Linked DNA regions of Homo sapiens: regions 2, 3 and 4 are each linked to region 1. A link is a contact called in ENCODE Hi-C or POLR2A ChIA-PET data. All regions are on one chromosome and are shown on one strand. The core of a region is the stretch at or near the end of the contact, and the rest is flanking DNA. Distances in the headings are between cores, read along the strand shown. Region 1 overlaps LOC105376387 (a long non-coding RNA gene). Region 2 has its middle 12 kb from the start of LASTR. Region 3 holds the start of TASOR2 (transcription activation suppressor family member 2). Region 4 has its middle 9.5 kb from the start of TRV-TAC3-1.

Region 1 (7,338 bases), core at 2,380-4,879:
GTTGATTACCCTTACAATTGCAAATTTATGCATTATCACCAGCACTCTCTTTAGTTCATAGCTATTATCTCCTTATCTCCTCCTCCCTACTCTCCATGACCCAATTTCATTTAATAGTATTACCTTTCTTGGTACTTAACTATGTAGTATGAAATATGCTACTGCTTCTATTTCCTGGTTTGTGAGTTTTAAATGATACCTTTGATATCTAGCTTTATAGATGAAGCAATTAGCAAACCTATCTACTCATACTCTTTCCCTCTTCCTCTCCTACGTTTATCACTCATAGCATTTATACCTTGTTTGGGCATATACCATTGGTATTTTATCCTGCCTCACTGATCCCCCACCATTTCAGTCTTATTTGTACAGTTAAACATATTCATGCACTACTATTAGTCCTTTTGCTATACTTTCCTCAGTTTCTTAGTCATCTCTTAGTTGAAGAAACCTCATTCTTCAGCAGTTATCCCAACATAGGCTTATAGGAAAAATATAATCTGAGGTTTGCAGATCGAAACTCTTTTTTGGCATTGGTTATACTATAAAGAGAGCTTGGCCTCATGAAAATCCTTGGCCCACAATTTATTTTCATCTATGTCTTATAAGCATTGTTTCTCGGTCTTCATGTTGCTCTGGAAACATCTAAAGCCAGCCCTATTTGTTCCCTTGTTTTAGTGACAGTATTTTTACCTGGCTTCCCAAAGATGTCTCCTTTCCTTTTTCTAGTTCAACAATTTCACAAAATTATATTTTGATGCTGACAATTTGCAGTGAGTATTTTCTGGCTCATAGTATGCCTGTTCAGCATGCAGATTTGTTTCATTTTATTTAACTTATGCCTTGCCTATTTGTTCTATTTCACTCATCTTTGAAAATTCTGGCCGGGAGCAGTGGCTCACACCTGTAATCCAGCACTTTGGGAGGCCAAGGAGGGTGGATCACTTGAAGTCAGGAGTTTGAGACCAGCCTAGTCAACATGGCGAAACCACCTCTACTAAAAATACAAATATTAGCCAGGTGTGGTGGCACGCACCTGTAATCCCAGCTACTTAGGAGGCAGAGTCAGGAGAATCACTTGAACCCAGGGGGCAGAGGTTGCAGTGAGCTGAGATGGCGCCACTGCACTCCAGCCTGGGTGACAGAGCGAGACTCTGTGTCAAAAAAAAAGAAAGGAAGGAAGGAAAGAAGGAAGGAAGGAAGGAAAGAAGAAAGAAAGAAAGAAAGAAAGAGAAAGAAAGAAAGAAAGAAAGAAAGAAAGAAAGAAAGAAAGAAAGAAAGAAAGAAAAGAAAGAAAAGAGAGAGAAAGAAAGAAAAAATCCAGTGACATTTATTTTACATCTATCATTTTCTTTCTAGGGCTTTTTCACTATATGTTACTATATTACTTTATTTTTCTCATTTCTATCCTTCAGGACTCTTTGTCTTTTTATCACGCCGTCGATTCTCTCTTGTGACCACTGGATTTCCTTTTCGTTTCTATGACGGTTTCGCTTTTTCTTCTATTTATTTTCTGAGTTCTCCTCATTCCTGTCTTATAACCTGCAGTTGTCTCTCGGCATTCTCCTGGAATTATTACATTTCCACTTTGTGGCATTCCTTCTTAGTAGTAATTGCTTCATTATGCTCCTTAAAATCTGGCAAAATGTTTGGTTGCAGTTCATCTTTGCTCAGTGGCACTGTTTTTAGGAGAATAATCCGTATCAGTTGGAAAGCTTTGCAGATCTTTTCCACATATTTATTCACAATAAATTTTCTTACTGTTTATCATTAAAAACTTGGTTTTTTATGACCCAGCTATTGGCAGACTAGTCCTATAGGCAGAGACAAAGCAGGGCAGTCCTGGCTTCACAGCAAAGGGCTTATTCCTTCACTGCCACAGAAACAGAATGCTCACTGTGAATATTGCTCTTCTGTGTGAGACTGGATTTCCATTTCTGGGGCCATCGTGACTTCTACCACCAGCTTTCCTTGTCCTGGCACAAGATATCCACTGTTGCAAATGAGAAATATAGCTCTTGTACTACCAGACTATCAGTTTTTGCATTTTTATGGATCTTCCTGAATTTTCCTTCTTATGAGTCCACTCATTACTCTCTGAGCTTCTGATTTTTCCTACTCTTTCCTACTGCTCTTCCTTCCATCTGCTTCTGCCTTATTTGGGGCTTTTGAAAGTCCCTACAGGTATTTTGAAGTCAGCATATCATCTGATTTCTAAATTTCATGGACAGTTGAATTTGCAGGACTTAGGAAATTCTTCTAGTTTTTTGTTTGTTTGTCTGCTTGCTTCTTTAGGAGAAGAAGGAGAAAACACTGATGGATATAGTCATGTTCATAAGAAGATCTCTTCCGAGTGTTTGATGCAACCTCTGCTTCCGCTATCCCATCTTCTCACACTCCCCTTTGTGCTAGTTCTTCTCATCTGCATGCAGCTTCTTTCCTGTCATTTGACCATCATGGAGAAGCTCTTTTTTCATGAACATTTTCCTTCTGAAAACCACATATGTCCCACTGTCAGTTTTGCACATCTATTTCATTATCAGACTTGAAAATGTATCCCTCTTATCCATTTCCTTACTTTATCAAAAATGTTGGAAATGAATAACATATGGAATGTACATTAACTTAGTTACCATCATTTTAGTTGTCCATCACCAGTACCTAATCATGATGGTTAGTTCATGGATGAATTTTCAACGAATATGCATGCAACAATGCTAGGTGTGTCAATGATGGTTCCTTGACTTAAATGAAGTATATGGTCTGCTTAAATCACCTGCCTTTTTCTGTGATCAACTAATTTAAATTAAGAAATGAAATAAAAAATTATAGCAGGGAGCCTTGAAGGTAGGTTGAAAACTGTCTGCTGAGTCAGTAGCTCTATTTTTATCCAAACAGACAAGAAGACAGCAAGCCCCTTGACTTGTGGTTTCCGTTCTCTCATTTCCTGTGTGCACCCACATGAACCATGTGCCCTCCCTGACTCCCTGCCTCCACGTCTAGAGAAGGAGGCGTGGGTCTTCTCTAATTCCCCTTGTGTGCTTGACTTGTTCCCCACCACCCAAGGGCTAAGGCTTAGGCACTGCGTTGAAAACTTCAGCACAGCAGGGAACCTCAGCCACTCTGTCTTCTATCCATCCTCCCTCATGTCTTCTCTGTACTCCTGTCTCTATCAGTTGGCACCTGGGCCTCCGCCTGCCTTCACCTCCTTGTCTCCATCCTTGCAATGAATGCCGTAGTATGACCACCTCTTCTTCTCCAGTGTAACTTCACTCTGGCACTATTTTCTGAAACTTGTGGACCCTCCATGCCACAGCTACCCTAAACCCACTCTCCTGAGAAGCCCCAGTTCCCAGAACGGAAGTCCAGGTCGGCCCTCGGCCGCCACACTTCCCTAAACAGCAGCTGCCTAAGAGTCTGTGAACCTGCACAATTTTCACTAGCAGTGTCTCAACAATTAGCCGGTGCCTCACAAGTGGGGCAGATGGTATAGCCAGGAATGAGAGTTTCATGTTTCTTCTGATTCACATGCATTCCTATCTAAAGGCTGTTTCCTTTTAGAGACAAACTAATTTTTTCTCTTTCGTCCTTTGCCTGGGCTTTATGTTTACTTCTACAAGCTGGCACTTCCGATGGTTTCTAGAGAGCTCATTGGTGCTCTCTCTCTCTCTAACACACACACACACACACACACACACACACACACACACACTATGTACACACCTCACAGGAAATGGAAACTTGTTCCCATTATGGGTCCTGAAACAAAGCTCTGTGGATATGCATGTGCTACTTAGATTTTCTATCCCAGGAAATGAGTTTAAATACCTACCTCCCCAACAAATTTTTTTTTCAGAGACAACAGACCTCGGAAGACAAGTGGAAGTTGAAACTCTCCTTGAATGCGGTTCTTGGGAGTTGGAAATCTCCATTGCCGTTGCTTCCCCATGGAAGGCTTTGCAGTGCTAAATGGCTTATCTCCATGACAACCAGAAGAGCTGGTTGTTGTTTTTTTTTTTTTTTTTTTCTGCTGGACATTTTTTTCTAGATTTTACTTCATATTTAAAATAATTAAAAGTGTTTATCTCAGTACACCACAACCAGTCATTTACTGGGCCAGTGTCAGGAGGCAGTTCACATCCGTTTGGGGTCCACTCAAACCACCTCCATGCTGTCGGCCTTCAAAGTTTCCAAGAGGTTTGGTTTCTCTTTGAAATCTGGCTTCTCACTTGCGCACTGTATAACTTTTAAACAGATTAATTTTTTTAGTTCCTTATATATAAGTTTTCTGCATGTAAAAATTTAAGATAATTTTATGTCAAGAAGAGCAGAGAAGATGTATTAGATAAAGTGTGAGAGACTGCCTGATAGAGCTGAACACATGGGAAGCATACAAAATATTCATCTCTCTGCTTATTCGTTTCCTTAGCAGAATATCTGGCTGCAGCTTACTGTAGCCATCCTGTCATCAGTTCCCAAACGGGAGGAATGCCATGGTCTCTTGACAGAGGCTCTCTTGCACTGTTGGAGGCAAGGGCCTGCTGTCCTGTCAGGTTGGCCCATTTATCCAGTTACTCGTGAAATATCTTGTTCTCTCAGAGAATCAACCGGCGGCTGTGTGCTGACTTCACAAAGAAAAATCCATTCTCTCACCAAGTAGTTGTCAAGCATAATAAAGAAAAACTGGCAGAATAATTGGGGTGGTTGCTGAGTCTAACTCAATATCGTATGAAAGAAAATATATGGAACAGTGGTGTTTAAAGAGAACTGCACACCTCTGTTTGTATGGCAGGCTCAAACACAGCCAGTCAGACGTATGTAGAGTCAAAGTGAGGAAGTGGAGGTCATTTAGACTACTGGTAGACCCAGAATTCGAGCCAAAACAGAAGCAGAAAACAGAAATAGATGCTTCAGGATCTGTCTCTCTGCCAAGCCAACCCAGCGATTCTCATCAGAAACCTCAACAAACAATTGGAAGAGAAACAGGTAGAAATTGTGGTTCAATTTTAAGGTATCATTGTGTTTATTTTGAAGCACTTTTTTCTTCAAGATGGAAATCATTTTAGTGTCTTATTTAGTTATAAATGTGATGAATACTTGCTGCAAAAACAATCAGAAGAAACAGTTTTATTGCTTTATTTAGTTAAAATGTGATGTAAAAACAACCAGAGGCTACAAAAAATAGAAAAAAGAAAAGAGAAAAAAGATGAAAGAAGGACAAGAATGAAAGAAAGGAAGAAAAAGATGAGAAGAAAACACGTGAAAGGGGTCATAGTATGCCACCCCAAAATATATTATTTTGGGACATTGATTATTTTGAGCTGTAGATGATCAAGAAACAGCAGATCCAGGAAGATTATTTAGAGCTGAAGATGATTGAGAAATAGCAGATCCAGGAAGAGCTGTCTCCCCACTTTCTATGTATATAAAAGTGGGGCATAAATTTTCTGTAAGAAAAGTACCCCCCAGGTGCCAGGAAGAGGAGAGAATTTTTGTCAGAGATGGGGAGTCGAAGCTGAGATGAATCCATACAAACAAGCCTACTAAAATTATATTTGCCTTCCATTAATTTTCCCTATGTATTTCTTAGTAACTGTCCCATGGTTTGCCTCCCCAAACCCAAACCCCTTTCTCCCTTGACTGTCCATGTCTCCATAATTTATTATTATCTGTTAAAATGATATATAGGTTCTTGTGCCTTTTCACCTCTTTGAATTCTCATTTCTTACATATGAAAGGCCCCATATACACATAAACACATTAGTATCAAATAACATTTGTATGCTTTCCCTCCTATTAACCTGTCTTTTGTCTATTTAATTCTCAGGACCAACCACAGAACCTAACAGGAGAGAGAAAAAGTCTTTCCTCCCCTATGGAAGGAAGGAAGGAGAATAAAAATAAAGCATGATTGGTAATACAGCCACTCAAGAGAAACACTGTCCATTGGCTTTTGATTACTGACCACAGTAATTTATATTCTCCAAAAAAAAACTAGTGAATGTGTTCAGCAATTAGCCCATTGGTGAAGGCATGGAGAGTCATGAGAGCTTGTTCCTTTCATGGAACAGTCTTTAAGTAGAACTATTGCGTACAGTACAAGAGGAGAGTTGTTCCTAGAAGTTAGGTCAGAAGATAGAAGTTAAGGGACAAGATAATAAAGGAATTTATCATCCTAAAGCTTTTGATTTTCTTTCCTCATCTGCTGGATGACACATAACGCAGAATTGGAATGTTCTAGAATGTTCAGAATTTAGAATGGTTCCAAGTTGTCAACCCAATTCTATAAAGACATGTGAGATACATAAGGGTACAGGAATAGATGCCTATTTTCACTGGCATTGTAATGTGTTAAAGTGTGGAAGAAGCTCCAGTTTTTGCACTTGAGTCACTGTGCAGATAGACCTGTCCATTGATATTCTAAGGAAAATGTTACCAATATGGGAGAATGGGCTCTGCTGTATCAGAAGGAGACAACATGGCGTGATGGTTAAGAATTGGACTCTGGGCCAGCCGTGGTGGCTCATGCCTGTAATCCCAGTACCTTAGGAGGCCATGGCAGGCAGATTATCTGAGGCCAGGAGTTCGAGACCAGCCTGGCCAACATGGTGAAAACCCATCTCTACTAAAAATACAAAAAATTAGCCAGGCATGGTGACGGGCACCTATAGTCCCAGCTACTTGGGAAGCTGAGCCACGAGAATCGCTTGAACCTGGGAGGTGGAGGTTGCAGTGAGCCAAGATCATGCCACCGTACCCCAGCCTGGAAACAAGAGCAAGACTCTATCTCAAAAAAAAAAAAAAAAAAAAAAAAGAATTAAACTCTGGAGTCAGATTTCTCAGGTTTATCCTAGCTCTGCCACTAGGCTCTCTGACCTTGAGAAAAAGGTAGCCTTTTAATATATCAATTTGGGCAAACATAAAATAGGGAAAATCGCAATCCATCCCTTTTAATATTAGAAAGTGGTGGCTGTGCAGTGGCTCACACCTGTAATCCGAGCACTTTAGGAGGCTGAGATGGGAGGATGGCTTGAGCTCAGATGTTCAAGACCAGCCTGGGCAACAAAGTGAGACCTTGTCTCTACAAAAAAAAATTAAAAATTAACCAAGTGTGGTGGTGCATGCCTGTGGTCCCAGCTACATGGGAGGCTGAGCCAGGAGGATTGTTTGAGCCCCAAAGGTGAAGGCTGCAGTGAGCCATGATCAAGCCATTGCACTCCAGCCTGGGCAACAGAGTGAGACCCTGTCAAAAAAAAAAAAAAAAAAAAAGAATATGGTGTAAGTAAATTAACATAAAACACTCAAAACCATGCCTGGCACATGGTAAGTCCCATATAA
Region 2 (7,338 bases), core at 1,850-4,349, 1.3 Mb before region 1:
ACCACAAAGATATTATCCTTCATTTCCCATTTTCTTCAAAAAGCTTTTATGGGTTTTGCTTTCATATTTGAGTTTATGACCAATCTTGACTTAATTTTGTGTATGGCGAGGGAATAGTCAAAGTTAATGTTTTTCCCATGGATATTCAGCTGTTCCAGAACCATTTTTTGGGGAGGGGATGTTTTGTTTGTTTGTTTGTTTGTTGTTTTTTGAGATGGAGTCTCTCTCTTGTTGCCCAGGCTGGAGTGCAATGGCGCAGTCTCAGCTCACTGCAACCTATGCCTCCCGGGTTCAAGTGATTCTCCTGCCTCAGCCTCCCAAGTAGCTGGGATTACAGGTGCCCCCATCCCCCGGCCTGGCTTATTTTTGTATTTTTAGTAGAGATGGGGTTTCACCATGTTGGCCAGGCTGGTCTCGAACTCCTGACCTCAGGTGATCCGCCTGCCTTGGCCTCCCAAAGTGCTGGGATTACAGGCATGATGAGCCACCACGCCTGACCACCACCACCATTTGTTGAAAAGGCCATCCTTTCCCTGTTGAATTGCTTTGATAATTTTGTCAACAGTCAATTGTTCATGTCAGTGTGGGTCTACTTCTGAGCTCCACTCATCTATTTGTCTATTCTTAGGTCAATACCACACTATTTAAATAGCTAGCTTTACAGTAAAACTTGATGTTAGGTAGTGTAAGCTCTCCAACTTTTTCTTCTTTTCCTAAATTGTTTTGCCTATTCTAAGTCTCTACATTTCCAAATTTTAAAATTCATTTGTCAATTTATATTTGTTTTAAATGAAAGCCTATTGGGATTGTGTTGAAGCCATACTTCAGCTTAGGGGGAACTGACATATTAATACTGAGTTGTCCAATCCATGAACATAGTATATCTTTCCATGTATTTACATCTTCTTTAATTTCTCTCAGCATCATCTTGTGTTTTCAGTATTGATATTGAATATTTCCCATCTTTTATTAATCTGTTGCTAATTATCTTATGTTTTTTGACACTATTGTAAATGGAATTGGTTTTTTAAATATCAGTTCCCAAATGTTTGGTGCTACTATATGAAAATACAATTGATTTTTGTATCTTGACCTTTCTTCAGAAGTGTTTTAATGGGATCTGAAAGAAGAAGTGAGAGAGGTTTAATGAATCAGCCTGTACCTGAACAGGAAGAGAGAAAATGAACAGAAAGGGAACTGACATGCATCGAGTTCTCTATCTGCAAAGCACTCTGCTGGAAATTTTTCATACTTAATTTTCACAGCAACCCTGTGAAGTTGGTTGTTATCCATGTTTTACAGATAAGGAAAGGAAGTGCTCCAGGACCCCACAGGTAGCAAGTGGCAGCCAGGATTCAACCAGAGCTTTTGAGCCCTAAACCCTGCATTCCTCTCGGTATACAGCGCTGCCACGATGCCGCAGAGCAATAGCATGTCAAGTGCTCGCAGGATGGATGCATAAAGAGGTGGCAGCTTACATCAAAGCCAGGTGACCTCCCGTCCAGCTCCTGCAGCCAGGAGGTGTGAGATCCCTGGTGGGCACATAGAGCTAAAGTTCTCCCACCTGTTCTTTCTAGGGCTTAAGCTGCCATGAGCCAATAGGCATGGATGGATGTGATATCCACAGCATGGTGAGCCATGGGCAACAGGGGCATGACCTAGTCCTGACCACACTGGGCCAGCACCAGGCCGGCCATGCCTCCCCAGAGCCTCCCTGGTCTGGGAAGTTTGTGGGCAGGATAGCAGAGCTGTGAGGATCAGTTCCACCTTGCAGATGAAAGAGTACCCTGAGGCCCAGACAGAACCCAAGTGCTGAGCCCGAGAAGCGAAAATCAGCACTTGGGCTTTGTTCCCCAAACCTCTCCTAACATGAGCATCACCGGGGGCAATTTTTCTAAAGCAGATTCCCAGATAACTTCCCCAGAGTTTCTGATTCAGTAGGTCTGAGATGCGGCTCAGGAATCTGTGCTCTAAGCTGCCGAGTGATTCTTCCAATCAGGATATTCTGAGAAACATGAAGTTACTGCTTCCTTAAGGGATTAGGGAAAAACCTGCAGATTGGATGGGAATGAAACAGACCTCCTACCAGAAGTGAGGTAAAGGTCGAAGCCTGTGCTCAGGCAAGCGAGCTGCGTGAGTACCTAAAATGTGTAGGGGATTCCCTCTTCGATGAGTAAAACGGCCAGAGCTCGGCTCTTAGGAAGGTTAACTCCTGAAATGTTGGGTGGGGTCAGGGAGGGACGCCATGGAGAAAAGGGCTTGGCTATGACTCTCAAAGCCTTCAAAGGAAAATGCCCCCCTCTGGCTCCCCAGGATATGGCAGCACAAGACGTCCAGTGGGTAACTGGAAAGAAACCGTCCCAGGGCTCGTCACAAATCACTGCCCAACCAATGAATCACAGGTTATCTAGACAGGCTGAATTCACCACCTTTGCCCATTGGCCGCTTAGGTGCTGAGGCCGCAGGATCTGCCAGCACAGGACCATCAGTTCCCTCCCGTGCCTTATTTACATTTCATTTTATTATTTTTTTAAATTTTATTTTAGAGACATGGGGACTTGTGTCGCGCAGGCTGGAGTGCGGTGGCACAATCACAGCTCACTGCAGCCTCCACCTCCTGAGCTCAAGAGAGCCTCCCACCTCAGCCTCCTGAGTAGCTAGATTACAGGCACGTGTCACCACCCCTGGCTAATTTTCTTTTAATCTTTTGAGGCTGATGTTCTGGTACGTGGGAAAGGAGAGGGAAAGGGGCTGCAGAAGAGAATGAGAGAAAGGGAGGAAGGAATTGAAGACATTCAAGTGTGAGTGGGGAAATGCATAAAAGAGAAAAGGCTACGCAGGGCCAAGTGGACCCCTGAAAACACAGACACAGAGCAGGCACATGCTGGTGGTGCATGGCAGGGCGCTGTGCTGGGGGCTGTCCCGGCCTGGAGAGGGGCAGAGGGATTGCAGTTGACATGTCAACAATCGCTCCTGAATGGCAAGCCCGAGCCCTCCCCTCCACTCCTTCACTCCTGAAGTCCGGTCAAGAGGCTCCAGGCTCTTTTTTGTTACCTTTTTCCGCACCACTGGTTGCCCTGGCAACAGCCGCAGCTGGCCCGTCTCCCAAATCACAAGCTGTAATGAGAATCTCAGGCAGGTTTGTTCTGCTCTGCTGGCTCGCAGACAATAGGTGGAACGCTGGCCCACAGCTGTGGTTTCAGAACCTGTCCCCGAGGATGCCCCGCAAGTAAGGGGAGGGAACAGGGTCTGGGAGGAAAGGTGAGAAAGGGCTCAGCTAAGAGAGAAGGCAGCGGAGGAAACAGGAATGTCCTGGAACTTCCCTACCACCACCTCTGGGACAAACCGGCTGGATGGGAGTGCACAGTGGATGGATCCATAGCTGAATACACAGCAGCACCTAAAGGAAGTGTCTGCCCAGCCCCCAGCCTGCGCCTGCGCCTCCACTGTTCTCACCCAGCGGCTTCAGTGAAAACACGCTGTCCAGATCCACAAATGACCCAAAGCTTCCAGGGAGAGCAAATGTGCTGCAGGCGACAGAGCTGGTATTCATAAAAGAGACCATATTCGATTGGAACAGTGGGCGGAAACTAATAATTTTGAGAAAGATATAGGAAAAGTTGGCTGAACAGAAATTGTCTCGAGAGGCCGGGCGCGGTAGCTCAGGCCTGTAATCCTAGCACTTTGGAAGGCTGAGGCAGGTGGATCACTTGAGGTTAGGAGTTTGAAACCAGCCTGACCGACATGGTAGAACCCCGTCTGTACTAAAAATACAAAAACAAATGGCCAGGCATGGTGGCGGGCACCTGTAATCCCAGCTACTTGGGAGGCTGAGGCAGGAGAATTGTTTGAACCCAGGAGGTGGAGGTTGCAGTGAGCCAAGATCACGCCACTTCACTCCAGCCAGAGCGAGACTCCGTCTCAAAAAAAAAAAAAGAAAAGAAAAAAGAAATTGTCTCGAGAGTCCAAATCACTCGCAAGCTCAGTGCACATCAACAGGGACGCAGCAGCTTAGAACACAGACGCAAGCGGGAGGCACGTGTGCCAGTGTGTCACTGCAGCCCATTCTTTGCCTGGTGGCTGAGCACCCCTCAGGTAAAGTGTATGGGGTCTTAGAAGTCAAGTTGGTGGATGCAGTTTGAATTCAGCTTCCAGTATTTAAAATGTTTGTAATTGTATAAATCAGAGGCTGTGTAATGTTGGGGTCAAAAGCAGGAATGCTGGAGCCAAACTAACTGGGTGTGAATCCCAGTGTTTATAAGCTGTGTATCCTTGAGGAAGTTACTTCACCTCTCTGAGTGTCAGTTGCCTCATCTATACAATGGAGGCAATAGCACTGCCTCCCTCCTAGGGTTTCAGTGAGAATTGAGTCAGTGACTCTAGGTAAAACACTCAGAAGAATGCCGGCACACCGAAAGTGCAAATTCTGGTTGCTAATGGTATTAGTGACTCAGCTGTTGCTTTCAAAAGGTTGATGAGTTGTTTTTGCCTGGAGGGCCCTGGACTCGGAATGCCTGGCCACCCTCAATACTCTCGAACCTAAACTCCTAGTCACCCTTGTATGGTCAGGCTGTGTCTGGCCACTCCCGACAGGAGGTGAGTAAGAGGGACCAATGACCCTCTCCCCAGAGCAGCCCGAGGCCACATGCACCAGCCCATGGTGCTCCTATGGCCCTTGGAGAGCCCCACTAAGGAAGGGCTGTCCCTCTGCTGGCTGGTCCGTGGGGACCCAGTATTCTGAGGACTCACAGCTGCTGAGGAAACACACTTCCACTACCAGCTTCACACCCAGCACGTGCGGGAGCCGTGGAAAGCCACCACCCTTGTCTCCCTTCCTTAGCTAGGAACCCTCTCTTCTTCTTCACTGGGTCTTGGGAAGACTGGAGAGGGCTTTACCCCCTGAGAATGGAACATTGTATAATCATCTACTTGTTCAGAGGAGAGAAATCCTACTCCAGCTCAATCTCTAGAAGAGATTTCTGTAGGCAGCCCAGCACTTCAGCTCAGACGCCATCGCACGCTGGGACCTTAGCCAAATCCTCTTGTTCTTAATTTCTCCCCATCAACACGAGAGTGTTGATTTCAGGGGAGCCTGGAAACTTCTCCATCCACCCAGACTTGTTGGAGAGGCGACTTGCACAGTGCTTTGCAGAAACACAGGTCTCTGTTTTCAGGAGTTGCTCTCGGGAAGGTGAAGCTGTGATCTTTGAAAGCTTTGTAAAGTTCCCTGCATTTCAGAATCACATTCTTTCCCATTTGCCTTTCCCACAAACCCAAAACAGATTTGGAGCAATGGAAACCATGCTTAGAAAAAAAAACCCTCATGATGGAAAACTGCCAAACCTCATCTTCAAAACTAAATGTGGTCTCATCCCAGTTGTCAAGGCCCAATTTTGTATTTTACTCTTGTATTATTTATTTTGCAAACACTGCAGGTGTGTGACGCCAGATGCTGTTCTAAGAGCTTTGCAAACAGTGACTCATTTCATCCTTATAACAACTCCATAAAGGAGACACTGTTGTTATCTTCATCCTCATTTTTGGAGGGGTAAACTGAGGCATGGTACATGACCCATAAGTAACTAGGGATTTAGACCAGGCAGCAAACTCCAGAGTCCATGGTCTTAACCCACAGTGCTGCCTTTCACTCTGCCATGCTTGCTTGCCTTTTCCATGTAGACTAGAATCTTCTAGAAAGCAGAGATAGTGTCTTCATAAAACATCTGTGAAAGGAAAATACATTTTGGGACCCTAAAATCGCTAATCCAAAGGGAAAAGTCAAGCTGGGAACTGCATCAGGCAAACCTGCCTCCTATTTTATTCGTAAATAAGATCACTACACAGACAAAAATTTACATACCTTGCTCACAATTTACCCACAAGGAAATTCCTCGTGGACAAAGAACAGATGGAACTCAAAGTCATCCCTCTGTTCATATGAGACCAGTGTATATGTGATGGTTTCCTCTGCTCTATTGTCTATGTAAAAACGCAGATTCACTGAGCCAGACTGAGGCATCAGTGATTGTTCCCCTACCCCTCTCTCACATGTAAATTGTGTATTCAGTGAAAGGCTAATTTGAGTTAATCAGAAACTCAAAAGAATGCAACTGTTTGTCTCTTATCTACCTATAACCTGGGAGCCCCCACTTTGAGTTGCCCCACCTTTCTGGACCAAACCAATGTACATCTCACACATATTGATTGATGTCTCATGTCTCCCTAAAATGTATAAAACCAAGCTGAGTCCCAAACACCTTGGGCACCTGTTGTCAGGACCTCCTGAGGCTGTGTCACGGGCATGTCCTTAACCTTGGCAAAATGAACTTTCGAAATGGATTGAGACCTGTCTCAGATACTTTTGGGTTCACACATCTTACAGTGAGTCCTGCAGGCCCCTGACAAATGCCTTGTGATGACGTTGGCAGCTGTTCGCAGCAGCAGCAATGACTGAGAGGTGTCCTTCACCTCCATCTCACTAATTAGACACCACAGCTCTGGGAAGCAGGGGAAACCAGCCATCTCTGCTGGGGCAGCCGCTTCCTACAACCCGCCCAAGTGCCCTGCAAATGACAATGACGGCAGCTCCTGCCCTGAGAAGGGCCTGGGCACGGGAGGGGAACAGTCTCAGGATGCCTGTTCTACTAGGGGAGGGGGCGCAGCTTCCCAGAGGCTCATGGCCTGACTTCTGACCTTCCTGAAACCTGCACCACCGCCCCCTTCCAGCTTCCCTGACTGCAAAACAGCATCTTCTCTTGCATTGTTCTTTGAGGAAATTTGGCAGCAGGCATGGAAAATGTTTCCTCCAGGCCCCCAGCTCAGCACATGAAAGGCAGGCTGCTGTCTGCGGGGCCCCCAGACGCCACTGGATTCCCGGCCAGAACTTGCAGCTCAGGGAGTGGCCCTGTCTCTTTTGTTATGACCCCTCCTCGAGATGCCAAGCTGGCGGGGGAACAACAGCTGGCACTGGCCGGGCTGGCTCTGAGTTCCCCTCTCACAGCTCACCTAGCCTGAGCCCCTGGGACCAGGTGGGGCTGCTCCAGGACCAGGAGCACCTCCGGGGGCTGCAGCCATGTCCTCGGGAATGTCAGAGGCCTGATGCTGGCAGGGGCTTCACTCACACGCCACGCATGGCAGGAGGGGCGAGCGCTCCCCAGGCCTGGCTGTTGTTTATTCCCCTCCTTGCCCCTGTTGGGGGGTTGACTTTGAGCACTGACATCAGAGTTTCATTTCGAGAGACCCTCAGTGTTCACTAGAGCAAGGTCTGCTCTGCAGAATATGACAGCCAGGCGCCCCCTCCTACCGTAGACTTGGGGTCCTCACCCAGGGGCCCTCAGA
Region 3 (7,338 bases), core at 1,793-4,292, 1.2 Mb before region 1:
AACTTAGTAAAACCAGCTTGCAAAAAGTTTGAAATGATCTGCTAAAGTTGAACATATGCCCTTGTTATTGCCACAATAATGCCCTATAATAAATCACCCCAAACTCGGTTAGCTTTTGATAACAGCATTAACTTTCAGAATCCTTGATCTTCAGGATGTCTAAGGCTCTGTTAATCCAAAGTGTGTTGGACTGTGGGTTGGTGTCACATCTGTTCCACATAGGTTTGTTCTGGAGACTCAGGCTGAAGAGACAACAGCTACGCGAGATATTTTCTCCACATATGAATCACCTGAGCACAGGAGCCAACTCAAACAGCACGAGCACACTGAAGAATCCTGCTGTGTCATGTCTGCTGATATTCTATCAGCCAAAAGACCTCTCTTAGACCAAGCCCAACGTCAATGAAGTAGAGAAGGAAACTTGGCCAACCGTGGGGAATAAGGGCATAAATATTTGCAGAAACAAAAATCTAAATTATCATGTCTAGCATTCCAAAATCCCAATCCTAGGTTTTCATCCAACAGAAATGAGTGCCCATGTACACCAAGAGATGTAAATGAGAATGATCACAAAAGTATTATTTATAATAGCCAAGAACTGGACACAGCCCAAATGTCCATCAATAATACAATGGGTAAAGCAAATGTGTTACATTCACGCCTACATATACAGCAATGAAAACGAAAGAACAAGTACACCCAAAAACACAGTGAGTCTCACAAGCAGGCACAAAATTATTCACTTTATATACAGTTCAAACCACAAGCAAACTAAATGATAAAGTTTCAGGGTGCATATTTAGTTGGCAAACTTACTTTTAAAAGCAAAGAAGAGAGTACCATGGAAGTCAGAATAGTGCTTAGGCTAGGGAAGAGGGATGGGGTACTGGCAATGTTCTATTTCTTGATGGGGGTGTTGGTTTCATGAATATTTGCCTTGTGATAAATCATGGAGTTGTACATTCCGGTTTTGTGCACTATTAAAATGTTGTTGTACTTCACTCTCTACTTCCACAGTCAGCCTTCTTCTGTTCTTGAATAGGTTTCATTTCACTTCTCAAGTCCTTTGCACTTGCTTTCCCTTCTGCCTGGAAAGCTCTTCCTCCACGTATTCCAAGCTTTGGTTCTATCAGTTTTGATCTTTAGGGTTTGACCTCAGATGTGCCCATTTCAGTAAGATCTTGTAGCTCCACTACTTCTGCCCTTGGCCTCCAGCCCCCAGTCCCATCCACTAGCATTTCCAGTGAGTTTTCACAGCATGTATTGTTATCTGAGATTCTATTTTCTTGTCGTGGTGATTTACCTGTGTTTGTCACTCACCTCTGGAATAAATTCCATTATAGGCAGGGTCCTTATCTAGCTTGTTCATGATTGTAAAACCAGTGTCTATTACAGCACCTGGTTACAGTAAACAGTAAACACAATGACTGAATCTCTTGGTATTACCAGCACAGTGCTTGACTCATGATACATGTTCATTAGCACTTAATCTCTCTCATTGGTACAGTCATATGTCACTTAATGTTTCAGTTAACAACAGACCACATATCCAACAGTGATCTTATATGATTATAATAGAGCTGAAGAGTTCTATTGCCTAGTGATGTCGTAGCCATCTTAATTTCGTACAGCAACACATTACTCATATGTTTGTGGTGATGCTGGTGTAAATGAATCTACTGCACTGCCAGTCATATAAAAGTACAGCACACATGGCCAGGCGCAGTGGCTCCACCGTAATCCCAGCCCCCCAGTGGGACAAAATGGAGGTGAAGACAATGATGTTGATGATCCTGACCCTGTGTAGGCCCAGGTTAATGTGTGTTTGTGTCTTAGTTTTTAACAAAAAAGTTTAAAAAGTAAATTAAAAAAATTTTTAAATAGAAAAAAACTTACAGATTAAGGATATAAAGAAAATATTTGTGTACAATGTGTTTGTTTTAAGCTAAGTGTTATTACAAAAGAGTCTTAAAAAGTTTTTTAAAAGTTTTAAAAAGTTAAAAAGTTACAGTAAGCTAAGGTTAATTATGAAAAAATTTAAAAAAATAAATTCAGTGTAGCTTAGGTGTACAGTGTTTATAAAGTCTACAAGAGTGTACAGTAATGTCCCAGACCTTCACATTCTCATTGCTCACTCACAGACTCACCCAGAGCAACTCCCAGTACTGCAAGGTCCATTCGTGAGAATGCCTTACACAGGTGTACCATTATTTTTCATACTGTATTTTTATTGTACCTTTTCTATGTCTAGATATGCTTATACAAATACTTACCATTGTGTTATAATTGTCCACAGTATTCAGTACAATAACATATAGCATGGGTTTGTAGCCAGGAGTAATGGGCTATGGCTTATGGTGTAAGTATGTAGTAGGTTATGCTTCTAGGTTTCTGTGATGTTCACTCAAGGACCAAATTGCCTAATGAGGCATCTCTCTCATAAGGTGTCCCTACAGTTAAATGATGTTTGCATGACTATTTATCATGGGCAAGGGTAAACCTGAATTTATTGATGGTCACCTTAGCTCTCTGTGCATGTGTTATAAATTTCTAGAGATGCTTTCCTAGGGGGTAACAGCCACACCTACTATATGGATTAAAACAAGGGCAAAATTTCCAAAATGTCGCATTCGGGCCAGACAAATAAACTGTTCTTGCAGCAGCACCTGGGGAATGAAACGCTGAGAAGGGAGAAGGCGCCCGAAGGCGACCACGTGGGCCACAGCCACAGCACTGTAGGTCAGCCGAGAGAGCGTCTCCCGCCTCTTCCCAAGGGCATCTTCCGCCTCCTGTCAAGGGTCGGCAACGCGAGACACCACGCGCTCGTTGGGATCGGCCGCCTAATCAGGAGCGAGCTGTGGCCTTACGCCTGCGCAGAGGGGAGACGCGAGCGCCGCGTGGACGCTGACCTCGGTCCGCGCCTGCGCCTTGGTTTCTTCCCGGCGATTGGTTCCCATCTCTGAGGGAGACGCCTCACTTCAGTTTTCACTTTCTTTTTTTGCCCCCCCCTCCCCTTTTCTTTTCCTTTGGCCGCGAGGTTTTGCTTCCGGTTGCTAGCGCCGGTCAGAGAGAAAGTCGGCATGTTCTCGCAGGCTGCCGGGCGTCCCGGGGTTGCCTCTTGCCCGTGACCCTGACGGGAGACAGAGCGCGGGCGGCCGCGGCGTCCCTGTCAGCGCCCGCGGCGAGGACCCCGGGGCTGGGGCGGACGGCGTGCCCCTGAGGGGGGTCCCCGCGGGAGCGCGGAGCCGGCGACTGGTGCTTCCCACGTGCGCCGGTGTCGCGAGGGCCCGGGAGGACGCAGAGCACGGCCGGGAGAAGCATGGGAAGGAGGCCGAGCCGGGATCTCAGGTCCTCGGGGGCGGCGGCCACGCCAAGGACGGGTAAGTCCCTCCTCGGCCTGGGCGCCCGGGAACCCTGCGAGGAGGACGGCGGGTCCCCGAGGCCGAGCGCTCGGGCAGCTGCCGGGGCTTGGCTGCGAGGGTCGACGCGTTCTCCTTGCCTTTTGCCGCGCTCCGGGTGAGGGGGTGGGAGGGGTCGGCGCCTTCTAGATGACTCAACCTTCTGTCCTGCGCTACAACCTGTGGCCGCGCTCGGTGTCGCCGGCAGGGAGATCCTAACCGTGTCATCTTGCCCCTTTCTGAGGCGTTTCGTTTGCGTCGCCTGTCAGGGGACAGCTGCGTCCTCAGGGATATGCTGATAAGTTCTTGGCTGAAGTTTCCGTCTTCGGGTTTGCACCGGCTGGGAAATCATTTCCTGCGGGTTCTGCGTGAAGCCTGCTGCTACTCGAGACTTCATGGCAATGCGCCACCTTTTCTTTTTAGGGTAAAACAGGTCTCTCCGAAGGGAGGGTCATTTCAGCAGCAAGCGCAAGCCGCGTTGGGATAACTTGGTGCGAGCAACACAGAAGTTTGTCTGAAGGCGGCGCCAAGCAGCGTTTCGTGGGAGAACTGGGTTGATGACTGAAATTTTGAGGAAGATTACTTTGGGAATTCTCAAGTTTCTCTTAGTCGCTTCTTGTCTATTTGAAATCTGTAACTTTAAACAAACCACGCTTACTCTTCCTTATTCTCCCTGTAAGGTACAATTAGAATAGAAAAGTTTATGAAAGTGTATCCAAAACTTAAATATGTGGCGTACAAGTGTATGGTATTATTGGAATGGCATTCGCGATCCTAGAGTCTACAGTGTTCCCTGAATAAAACTAGGGGTGAGCCTGGCGGTAATCCTGCCTAGGAGGTTTATAGCAAAGCAGTGTCCCCTAACGGTGCAAGAATACCCTTCTGTCGAAAAACTGCCTTATAGGAATGGGTGACTGTATGCGGTATGTCCTGTACTGTACATCAATAAATAACTAAGCCAGGCCAGAAAAAGGGTGACAAAAGGTCCACAATTATGTTAAGGAAGACCAAGACGGTATATTTGAAGTTTTGTGTATACAGAACATTTGCCCAAATGTAACTAATTTTTTTAAAGGGAGATTATAAGCATCTCCTGTGGTCCAAACATAGTTGTTAAAATGGGTTAAAATCGGTGAAGTGCCTAAGAACTTGACTGAGACATGGTGTTTGTTAAATACAGTATACTATCTATTCAGTAAAAATAGATCAATATGGCATGTATTTATCAAGTGAATTTCATTTTTCTGTTGGTAGACATTCAAGTTATTTTCAAGATATCCCTATAACTGACAATACTGCAGTGATTATCTCTTGCTGTTATAAACAGTGCTTCAGGTGGTCATGATAGTATTTCTGTAGAATTGACTCCTTATGAGAGTGCTGGATAACCATGTTGCTAAATTGCCCTGAAATGATTGTACCTTTTTATGTTCACTCGCTCAAAAGATGTGTTTTTATCTCCATGCTAGCCAGCACTGGATGATAATGGTATTTTTAAAATATCTTAGCCACCTAGTAATTGAAAGTAACATTCTGTTTTAATTTTTATCTTCCTTGGTGAATACAAAAGTTAAATCTTTTTAGGCAGGTCATATCATTTGCTGATGTTTTTATTGAGTCTGAGCTCTCTTTTCTTTCGCCCATGTAACTATTACTGTAGCATTTTAATTATCATAGTTTTATAATATATTTTGGTACTTTCTTTTGAAAAAGAGCTTTGGGTTTTTCTTTTGCATTTTTTCTTCCAGAAGAAATTAAAACTATCTTTTTAAGTCCTATAGAAAATCTTGGGATATTGTTTGTGATGGTGTTGAATATATAATCTGAGAAGAGACATTTATTTGAGTTTTTCCTTCTAAGAGAATATGTACATCTCCCTTTTCTTTAAAAATTTTTTATTGTGAAATATGTCATTAATATGTACTGACAAAGCGTATCTGTGTAATAAATATGCTTTTTGTCAGTACATGTTAATGGTATATTTCATAACAAAAATTAATAAAAGCTTTAGAAACTTTAGTTAGTTTGGAAACCTTTTGTGTGTTTCTACCCCAGGAGGAATGCGTTCCCTGCCCCCCGTTACCCTGGCCATTATTAATTTTGTGTTAATTATTCCCTTGCCTTTTTAAACAGTTTTATCACCTATATAGATATCCTTAACTAGCATTGTTTACTCTTACCTGTTTTTGAACTTTATTTAAATAAAGTCATTCTGTATTCTATGAGTTACTTTTGTTAAACATTGTTTCTGAGATTCACTCATGTTAAAGCACGTGCCTATAGTTTAGCAATTTAGAAACTTTATTCCCAGGACCCCTCTACACTTTTTAAGAACCATTGAGGGGGCCAGGTACGGTGGCCCACGCCTGTAATCCCAGCACTTTGGGAGGCCAAGGCAGGTGGATCACTTGAGGTCAGGAGTTAGGGACCAGCCTGGCCAACATGGTGAAACACCATCTCTACTAAAAATACAAAAATTAGCCAGGTGTGGTGGCAGGTGCAGGTAGTCCCAGCTACTCGGGAGGCCGAGACAAGAGAATCACTTGAACCTGGGAGACAGGTTGCAGTGAGCCAAGGTTGTGTCACTCTACGGCAGCCTGGGTGACAGAGTGAGACTCCGTCTCAAAAGACTGCTGAAGATCCCAAAGATCTTTTGTTTATTGGATTATATCAATTGATAATTACCGTATTAGATATTAAAACTGATAAATTTGAAATGTATGTTTATTTATTGGTACCTTTAAATATAATAACCCATTACATCTTAACATATTTTATCTCCCCAAAATTAGTGACAAGAATGGGATTTTTGTACATTTTTGCAAATACGCTGAAGGTCTCCTTTAATGACTAGAGTCTCATCTGCTTTTGTATTCATTGTGTTGCCATGTATTATTTTGGTTGAAGTGCATGAAGAAAATCCAGCGTCATTCAGCTGAGTAGTTAGAAAAGAGATGAATATTTTAATAATCTTTTCAGATGATTATGTTCTTTTTTGATACTCATCAAAACCTAACAGTTTTGTGTTTTTGTTTCTGTTTTGTTTTTTAGGACAGTGTCTTGCTCTGTCGCCCAGGCTAGAGTGCAGTGATGTGATCATAGCTCACTACAGCCTCCAACTCCTGGGTTCAAACAATCCTGCCTCAGCCTCCTGAGTAACTAGGGCTACAGGCACACACCACCAGGCCCAGCTAATTTTTAATTTTTTTTTTTTTTTTTTTTTTTTTGTAGAGACAGTATTGCTATGTTGCCCAAGCTAGTCTCGAACTGCTGGCCTCTAGCAGTCCCCCTGCCTCGCCTCTCAAAGCACTGGGACTATAACATCCAGCCCCTAACAATTTGTTAAACGTTAGCTGCAGTGTAGAATTGCAAATCATATGAATGAACTTCTCATGCTCTGACATTAACATTGGCCTACCATGCACTTTCAAGGGCTCTTTTACCTACACATGTGTCATTTGGAAAACATTGGTTCACTGAATTGTGCAGCTCTTTCACATGACACATTTCATTATATAATTTCAGAAAATTGGTTGGGTGCGTGGGCTCATGCGTGTGATGCTAGCACTTTGGGAAGTTGAGCTGGGAGGATTGCTTCAGCCAGGTTTGAGACCAGCCTGGGCAACATAGTGAGACCCCATCTTTACAAAAAAAAAAAAATTAGTGGAGCGTGGTAGCACACACCTGTGTTCCCAGCTACTTGGGAGGCTGAGGTGGGAGGATTGCTTGAGCCCAGAAGGTTGATATTGCAGTGAGCCATCATCATGCCACTGCACACCTTCCTGGGTGACAGAGCAAGACCCTGTCTCCTTTAAAAAGTACAGTTTTTGGAATGGCTTTTATTGAAGATCTATTGATGATGAACACTCAGTTTTTGTTCACCTGAAAATGTCTTTATTTTGCAGCCATTCTTGAATGATGTTTTTGCTGAATACAAAAG
Region 4 (7,338 bases), core at 3,196-5,695, 1.1 Mb before region 1:
ATGTTCCCGGCATGGCCACGATGGGCCCCGGCAGTGTCCCTGGAGGCAGCAAGCTCACTGGACAGGAACAGAGGTGCCATTGTGTGTGGCTAAAGCAGCTAGAAAGTCAGTGCTTCTCTGCTGCACTGTGAGGCGGGAAGAAGATGTATTTCCACCTCGCGGGGCACCTCGTGTCCTGTCTGGGGGGTCTGTGGGCACCAGTGTCCACCCAGGTCCTGCTGCAGAAAGTGGGGAGGCCAGTGGCTCTGGGGCCCTCATTTGGATTTTTTGAGAATTCGTGCCTCCACGCTTTGTCCAAAGCTCTCCTGAAAACCCCTTCGAAAGTCAGGCACAGCCTAGTGAAGGTGCTGTTCCCACGGTTCATGTCATGTGGCCCTGGAAGGTCTCACTCGCTGCAGGTGACCGGGGGGCAGGAGGACATACAGAAAGGCTTCAGCCCACGACTGCCCTGGTGACGCGGGTCATGTCCTCACCCTCACGCCCCCTCATTGCCCCTTTATTTCTGGCATTTCCTTCCTCGGTGGGAGGCCCCCTCTCTGGTGCTGCAAATAAACACCAGACCCCGCCCATCAATCACACCTCTTCAGTGACACAATGACACCCTTTCTGTGCATCAGTGCCCTGTGCTGTCAGAGTCTCGTGACACAGATTCAAACTATTTGGGGATTCTATTTTGGCCAAGCACTGGCCAGTTATTTAACAGGTATGGATTATTTTAACCTTTGTAATTACTGCATAAAGCAGGTGTTACTAAATCCATTGTACGAATAAGGGTACTGACTCAGGTTGGGATTGGCCAAGGCAAGAAGCTGATTAGTGGTGGGGCAGGATTCAAATGTCTGAGTTACTGTTTTTTATACTGTAAGTTCAAAAAACAACAATAACAAAACAAAAACCAAAACAAACAAATAAAAATAAATAAGTAAACTGTAAGTTTAATAAGCTGGCCCTATAAGTAAACCAGTTACTGGAGGCATTCTCCCTCCAGAGCGAAAACAAGAGATTTCTGTGGCAGCTGTCGTATATTTGTAGAGATGGGAGTGATTTGGATAGATTGTTTAACGGTAGGCGCGGGGTCTTCACACAGCCCCTAAATCACCAAATGTGACTGCCTGGTCTACATGCACCAGAAGCTGCTATTTGACAGCTTTACTTAGCGAATGGCTTAATCACGGCATTTCCCCCTCGAATTGATGTAAAGGTGACTCCAAGAGCACAAATTCATTGAAAGTGTTTCTGCCACCATCCCCTTCATGTATACATCAAAGAAAATCAAGAGTAGGATGCCCCTGAGGCCATGGCGTGAGCTGGAATGCTCTTCTCCAACTCATGGTGTTGTCTTCTATATTAGTCTGTTCTCTCATTGCTATGAAGAAATACCTGAGACTGCATAATTTATAGAAAACAAGGTTCAATTGGCTCACGGTTCTGCAGGCTGTACAGGTCGCATAGCACCGGCAACAGCTTCTGGGGAGGCTTCCGGGGGCTTCCAATCATGGCGGAAGGCGAAGGGGAGCAGGCGACTGACATGGCGGGAGAGGGAGCGGCGGCGGGGGGCGCATTTTTAAACAACCAGATCTCATGACAACTCACTACTGTGAGGGATCCAACCCCACGACCCAAACACTTCCCACCACGGCCCACCTCCAACATTGGGGATTACAATTCAACATGAGATTTGGTGGGGACACAGACCCAAATTATTTCATCTTTTGTGAAGCCCAACCAGATCCCCCATCCCTGACACGAATTGCTCCTTCTCTGGTATTTCTCTCCTCCATTAGACTGTGAGATCCTTGAGCTCCGGCACTATATTTTAGCTATCCTTTTCAGTGCTCTTTCAGCGAGAAAAACATTAAAGAATGAAGAAAGGGAGGAAAGAGGAAAAGCTTCCAGAGGCTTACAATTCATTATTAACAAGATAATGTGGTGCTGGGCGCGGTGGCTCACGCCTGTAATCCCAGCACTTTGGGAGGCCAAGGCGGGCGGATCACGAGGTCAGGAGTTCAAGACCAGCCTGACCAACATGGCGAAACCCCTGTCTCTACTAAAAATACAAAAATTAGCCCAACATTCCTGGCTAACATGGTGAAACCCCGTCTCTACTAAAAATCCAAAAAAAAATTAGCCGGGCGTGGTGGCGAGCGCCTGTAGTCCCAGCTACTCGGGAGGCTGAGGCAGGAGAATGGCGCGAACCCAGGAGGCAGAGCTTGCAGAGAGCCGAGATTGCGCCACTGCACTCCAGCCTGGGCGACAGAGCTAGACTCTGTCTCAAATAAATAAATAAATAAATAAATAAATAAATAAATAAATAACATGGCCGGGCGCAGTGGCCCACACCTGTAATCCCAGCACTTTGGGAGGTTGAGGCAGGCAGATCACTTCAGGTCAGGAGTTCGAGACCAGCTTGGCCAATATAGGGAAACCCCATCCCTACTAAAAATACAAAAATTAGCCTGGCATGTTGGCGAGCACTTGTAGTCCCAGCCTACTTGGGAGGCTGAGGAAGGAGAATCCCTTGACTCCAGGAGGTGGAAGCTGCAGTGAGCCAAGATAGTACCACCGCCCTCTAGCCTGGGTCACAGAGGAAGACTCTGTCTCAAAAACAAACAAAAAAACAAAAAACACAATTAAAAAATAGGCAAAGAATGTGAATAGACATTTCTCCAAGCAAGATATAGAAATGGCCAATGAACTCATGCAGGGATTACAGGCATGAGCTCAGCTGGGCGCAGTGGCTCATGCCTGTAATCCCAGCAATTTGGGAGGCCGAGGTGGGTGGATCACCAGAGGACAGGAGTTCAAGACCAGCCTGGCCAACATGGTGAAACACCCTCTCTACTAAAAATACAAAAGAATTGGCCGGGTATGGCGGTGCGTGCCTGTAGTCTCAGCTACTCAAGAGGCCGAGGCGGGAGAATTGCTTGAACCCAGGAGGCGGAGGCTGCAGTTAGCCAAGATCGCACCACTGCACTCCAGCCTGGGCAACAGAGGGAGACTCTGTCTCAAACAAAACAAAACAAAACAAAAAACTGTAAGTCACTTATTTTAGCTATCTTTTTTGGGTAGTTTTATTTTAAAATCTAAGTCTTGGAACTTGTGATAAAGTTGAGCCTTACATATATTAAATTTTAAACCAGAACTGTATTTAGCTTTGTTTTAGCTTTGAAGAAGTTATCTATCTTTCACCATGGAAAGAGAAGCTGTACTATCAAAATAGCTCCTCCCCGCTCTCTGCTAAGTGAAAATGTGAAATCTCCCAGCTGACTACTTTCACCTGCATAAGTAATAATTTCCTTCTCTCCTTCTCTCTTCTCTCCTTTCTGTGTAGGGGGACAGAAGCCATATATATATATATATATATGCACATACAGTTTAGCTGTGTTTGGTAGTCAGAAAGACTAGTGACTAATTTCAGAGGAGATAAAATAAGAAGCTCTCATATCTTAAAAAAAAAAAGTCAAATGTGAGTCTTGATTGTCCTAGGAAACCCCCATTTTCAGGTCGGTGGTTTCTAATGATCTTCTCATCTTCCACGAAGCTTGGTCCAAAGGAGCCACATCGCTGAGGACTTTTGCTCTTCCCTCTTTGGAGACAGAAGCAAACAAAGAGACTATGATTTCCTTTTTTCTTGAGGGATCACCTTTTACAATATTTGCTCTAAATACATACTCCAAATCATAAACCTGAAACCAGGCACAGTGGCTCATGCCTGTAATCCCCACACTTTGGAAGGCTGAGGCGGGAGGATTCAGTGAGCTCAGGAGTTCAAGACTGTCCTGGGCAACACACGGAAACCCCGTCTCTACTAAAAATCAAAAAAATTAGCCACGTACAGTGGCATGCACCTGTAGTTCCAGCTACTAAGGAGGCTGAAGCAGGTGTATTGCTTGAGCCCCAGAAGTCGAGGATGCAGTGAGCTGTAATTGCACCACTGAACTCCAGCCTGGTCAACAGAGTGAGACACTGTCCCAAAAAAGAAAAATCATACACCTGGTCTAATTTTGATCAAAGGTTTTTTTGAGCCTTACTATAGGAATAGGCATTTCATTTGTTATATAACATATCATCGAAGATCTTTCCTTGCCAATCTGTCCAGGAGGACAATCTGTGTAGTCATTTGCCCTACGGCGACACAGGCAGCCTGAAACGTGCCTGGTGGAAATTCCTACACTACAGAATGGCATTTTGCTGCTTGCTGAAAATAACTTGTAAAGAAGAGCTGGTTCCAGATGTTTGTGGGTGAAACACGTTGAAAGCCATCTCCGAAAGCCTGCAAAATGATTTGCCTGCGAAGTGGACCACTTCGTCTTTGGGTGAAAAGAGGAAATTATTATTTACCCCTAAGGCCTGGGAAGAGTTTTTATTTCAGCTTGTCTCATTTTTGGATGCTGGCAGATGGGAAAAGCCAACAAAATAAATTGGCCGAGGTTGTTGCAATAGGTCACAAAGCTGGGGACATCTGATGGGTGAATTAATGTTACTGTCAGTTGCTTCTCTCTCCCTGACCACTCCTGTCACTTGGAAAAACACGGTAAAGATAAATTAACCCAGGCAGTGCGGAGCTGGCCATGGCCAATTTATAGTCACGTGAGCTCAGGGCCTGCTGCTGGCTCACTGCCATTTCAGCCTCCTTAGTAAGATCTTTTTTTTTTTTTTTTGAGACAGAGTCTCGCTCTGTCACCGAGTCTGGAGTGCACTGGTGTGATCTCGGCTCACTGCAATGTTTGCCTCCCAGGTTCAGGCAATTCTCCCATCTCAGCCTTCTGAGTAGCCGGGACTACAGGTGTGTGCCACCATGCCAGGCTAATTTTTGTATTTTTGATAGAGATGGGGTTACACCATGTTGTCCAGGCTGGTCTTGAACTCCTGAGCTCAGGCCATCCGCCCACCTCGGCCTCCCAAAGTGTTGGGATTATAGGTGTGAGCCACCTCACCCAGACTAGTTCTTTTTTTTTTTTTTTTTCTTTAATGGAGTCTCGCTCTGTGGCCCAGACTGGAGTGCAATGGCGCGATCTCAGCTCACTGCAACCTCCGTCTCCCGGGTTCAAGTGATTCTCCTGCCTCAGCCTCCTGAGTAGCAGGGATTACAGGCACCCATCACCATGCCTGGCTAATTTTTGTATTTTTAGTAGAGACAGGGTTTCACCATGTTGGCCAGGCTGGTCTAGAACTCCTGACCTCAGGTGATCCACCTGTCTCCGCCTCCCAAACTGCTGGGATTACAGGCATGAGCCACCACACCTGGCCTCTTTTTTTTTTTTTTAGACAGGGTCGTGCTCTGTCACTTGGGCTAGAGTGTAGTGACACAGTATCAGCTCAGTGCAACCTCCACCTCCTGGGCTCAAGCAATCCTCCCACCTCAGCCTCCCAAGTAGATGGAACTACAGGCAAGCCCCACACGCCTGGCTAATTTTTGTATTTTTTGCACAGACAGAGTTTCGCCATGTTGTGTAGGCTGGTCTTGAACTCCTGGGCTCAAGCGATCTGCTCGCCTCAGCCTCCCAAAGTGCTGGGATTACAGGTGTGAGCCACCGTGTCTGGCCAGCAAGTTCTTTTGTCATGGCAAAATGAAACCAAGTTGAAAACTGAAAAACAAAGCAGGGGGGAAGTGTGGTCCTTGCTGGTGGATTGTTCATTGTCATTAGCAACCCACTTTTGGTCCAGATTGATATCTGAACAGTAAAAGTGTCTGGTTATTATTGAACGGGTTGCTTTGTGTGCTGGAAAATGTGAGTCAGACCCCGGAGGGGAAATTCAGCCCCACTGAGAAGTCAAGCATGGTGTCAAGCCAATGAGAAAAGGTCAGTAAATTTCTAGACTTTTCTTTCACTGTACTATATTCAGGAAACTGGAATGGGAAGTTAAAATTCCAGCCTAGGCATAATCGTCACTGATATTTAAGAGACAGAAAGAAAATTTCCCAACTCTTTGAAGGAAGCTTTGCAAACACAGCCTGATCTCTTTATGTGGAAATGGTCCAGGTAACAGTGTGGACATTTGGAGAAGGTGACGCTCTGTTTACTAAGAGGGCAGGGGGCCAGGTGTATTTTAGGACCCTCATCTATGTGATCTCAGACAAGTTGCTGAGCTTTGCTGAGCCTCAACTGCATTGGATGGTTTTAGCTCTTAAATCTTTTTTTTTTTTTTTTTTTTTTGAGATGGAGTCTCACTTTGTCATCAAGCTGGAGTGTAGTGGCGCAATCTTGGCTCACTGGAACCTCCGCTTCTGGCCTTTAAGCAATCCTCCTGCCTCAGACTCCTGAGTAGTTGGGACTATAGGCACATGCCACCGCATCTGGCTAATTTTTGTATTTTTAGTAGGGACAGGGTTTCGCCATTTTGGCCAGGCCAGTCTTGAACTCCTGACCTCAGGTGATCCACTCACCTTGGCCTCCCAAAGTGCTGGGATTACAGCCATGAGCCACCTCGCCCGGCCTAGGTCTTAAATCTAAGATATAAAACAATCTGATACTATGGCTCCATGTTCCTATTGGGTAAACCAGGACTCCCCAGAAAGCCACGGAATTACCTTTAATGACAGATTACAAACAAAATAATACTACAGTAACAACTTGTCATCATGTACCTTCTGTGTGTGCCAGGCTTTCCTCTCACAGCCACATGGCAAGGTAGGTATTGTGACCTTTTTACAAGCAAGAAGATTGAAGGTAAGGGGCTAATCCACCTGGGCTGTGATTTATTTATTTATTATTATTTTTTGGATACAGGTTCTCACTCCTGTCGCCCCAGGCTGGAATGCAGTGGCACAATCTCAGCTCACTGCAGCCTTGACTTCCTGGGCTCAGGCAATCCTCCCTCCTTAGCCTCCTGAGTAGCTGGGACTACAAGCACGCACCACCATGCCTGGCAAATTTTTTTTTTTTTTTGAAACGGGGTGTTGCTCTGTCACCCAGGCTGGAGTGCAATGGTGTGATCTTGGCTCACTGCAACCTCTGCCTCCCAGGTTCAAGCAATTCTCCTGCCTCAGCCTCCCGAGTAGTTGGGATTACAGGCGCACACCACCATGCCCAGCTAATTTTTGTATTTTTAGTAGAGACAGGGTTTCACCATTTTGGCCAGACTGGTCTCGAACTCCTGACCTCAGGTGATCCCCCCACCTCAGCCTCCCAAAGTGCTGGGATTACAGGTGTGAGCCACCACACCTGGCCTAATTTAAAAATTTTTTGTAGAGACAGGGTCTCATTGTGTTGCCCAGGCTGATCTCGAGTTCCTGGGCTCAAGTGATCCTCCCTACTAGGCCTCCCATAGGATTATAGGCTTGAGCCACCATGATAGGCCACGCTGTGATTTAAACACAGAGCTCTCTGGTGTGGT

The links. Hi-C counts contacts between places; a loop is a spot of excess contacts on that map. ChIA-PET counts read pairs that join two places held with the same protein, here RNA polymerase II (POLR2A). Pooled maps may share reads with other maps.
Region 2: a loop to region 1 is called in a map with no recorded cell type, with 10 times the contacts of the local background. The contact joins two enhancer-like sites. A Hi-C loop is called at or near these places in 3 of 37 single-sample maps with no recorded cell type and 3 of 50 pooled maps.
Region 3: a loop to region 1 is called in a map with no recorded cell type, with 7 times the contacts of the local background. The contact joins the promoter of TASOR2 here to the enhancer-like site in region 1. A Hi-C loop is called at or near these places in 3 of 37 single-sample maps with no recorded cell type and 3 of 50 pooled maps. POLR2A ChIA-PET finds 5 or more read pairs at or near these places in 1 of 52 experiments (activated T-cell).
Region 4: a map with no recorded cell type shows a loop between it and region 1 (18-fold over the local background). The contact joins two enhancer-like sites. A Hi-C loop is called at or near these places in 2 of 37 single-sample maps with no recorded cell type and 3 of 50 pooled maps.

The regions. Positions count from the first base shown.
Region 1 is chr10:6,924,767-6,932,104 of GRCh38, forward strand. The region is part of intron 3 of LOC105376387 (a long non-coding RNA gene); the gene reads right to left. Among named protein-coding and RNA genes, the nearest start is that of LINC00707, 150 kb to the left of the region's middle. RefSeq lists enhancers at 3,129-3,548, 3,280-3,369. Within about 2 kb of position 3,630, at least 13 of the 41 ENCODE cell types and tissues checked have a DNase peak (open chromatin) inside an H3K27ac peak, as active enhancers do.
Region 2 is chr10:5,580,657-5,587,994 of GRCh38, forward strand. No RefSeq gene overlaps it. Among named protein-coding and RNA genes, the nearest start is that of LASTR, 12 kb to the right of the region's middle. RefSeq lists enhancers at 2,748-3,276, 3,883-5,082, 6,765-7,338. Within about 2 kb of position 3,100, at least 7 of the 41 ENCODE cell types and tissues checked have a DNase peak (open chromatin) inside an H3K27ac peak, as active enhancers do.
Region 3 is chr10:5,681,796-5,689,133 of GRCh38, forward strand. It overlaps TASOR2 (transcription activation suppressor family member 2), which reads left to right and starts at 3,043. Exons shown (of 22, transcript NM_001321783.2): 1 at 3,043-3,380. RefSeq lists enhancers at 2,597-2,836, 2,977-3,086, 3,707-3,886 and silencers at 3,137-3,396, 3,437-3,486.
Region 4 is chr10:5,840,643-5,847,980 of GRCh38, forward strand. No RefSeq gene overlaps it. Among named protein-coding and RNA genes, the nearest start is that of TRV-TAC3-1, 9.5 kb to the right of the region's middle. RefSeq lists enhancers at 1-71, 352-401, 3,348-3,647, 5,262-5,311, 5,462-5,561. Within about 2 kb of position 4,446, at least 6 of the 41 ENCODE cell types and tissues checked have a DNase peak (open chromatin) inside an H3K27ac peak, as active enhancers do.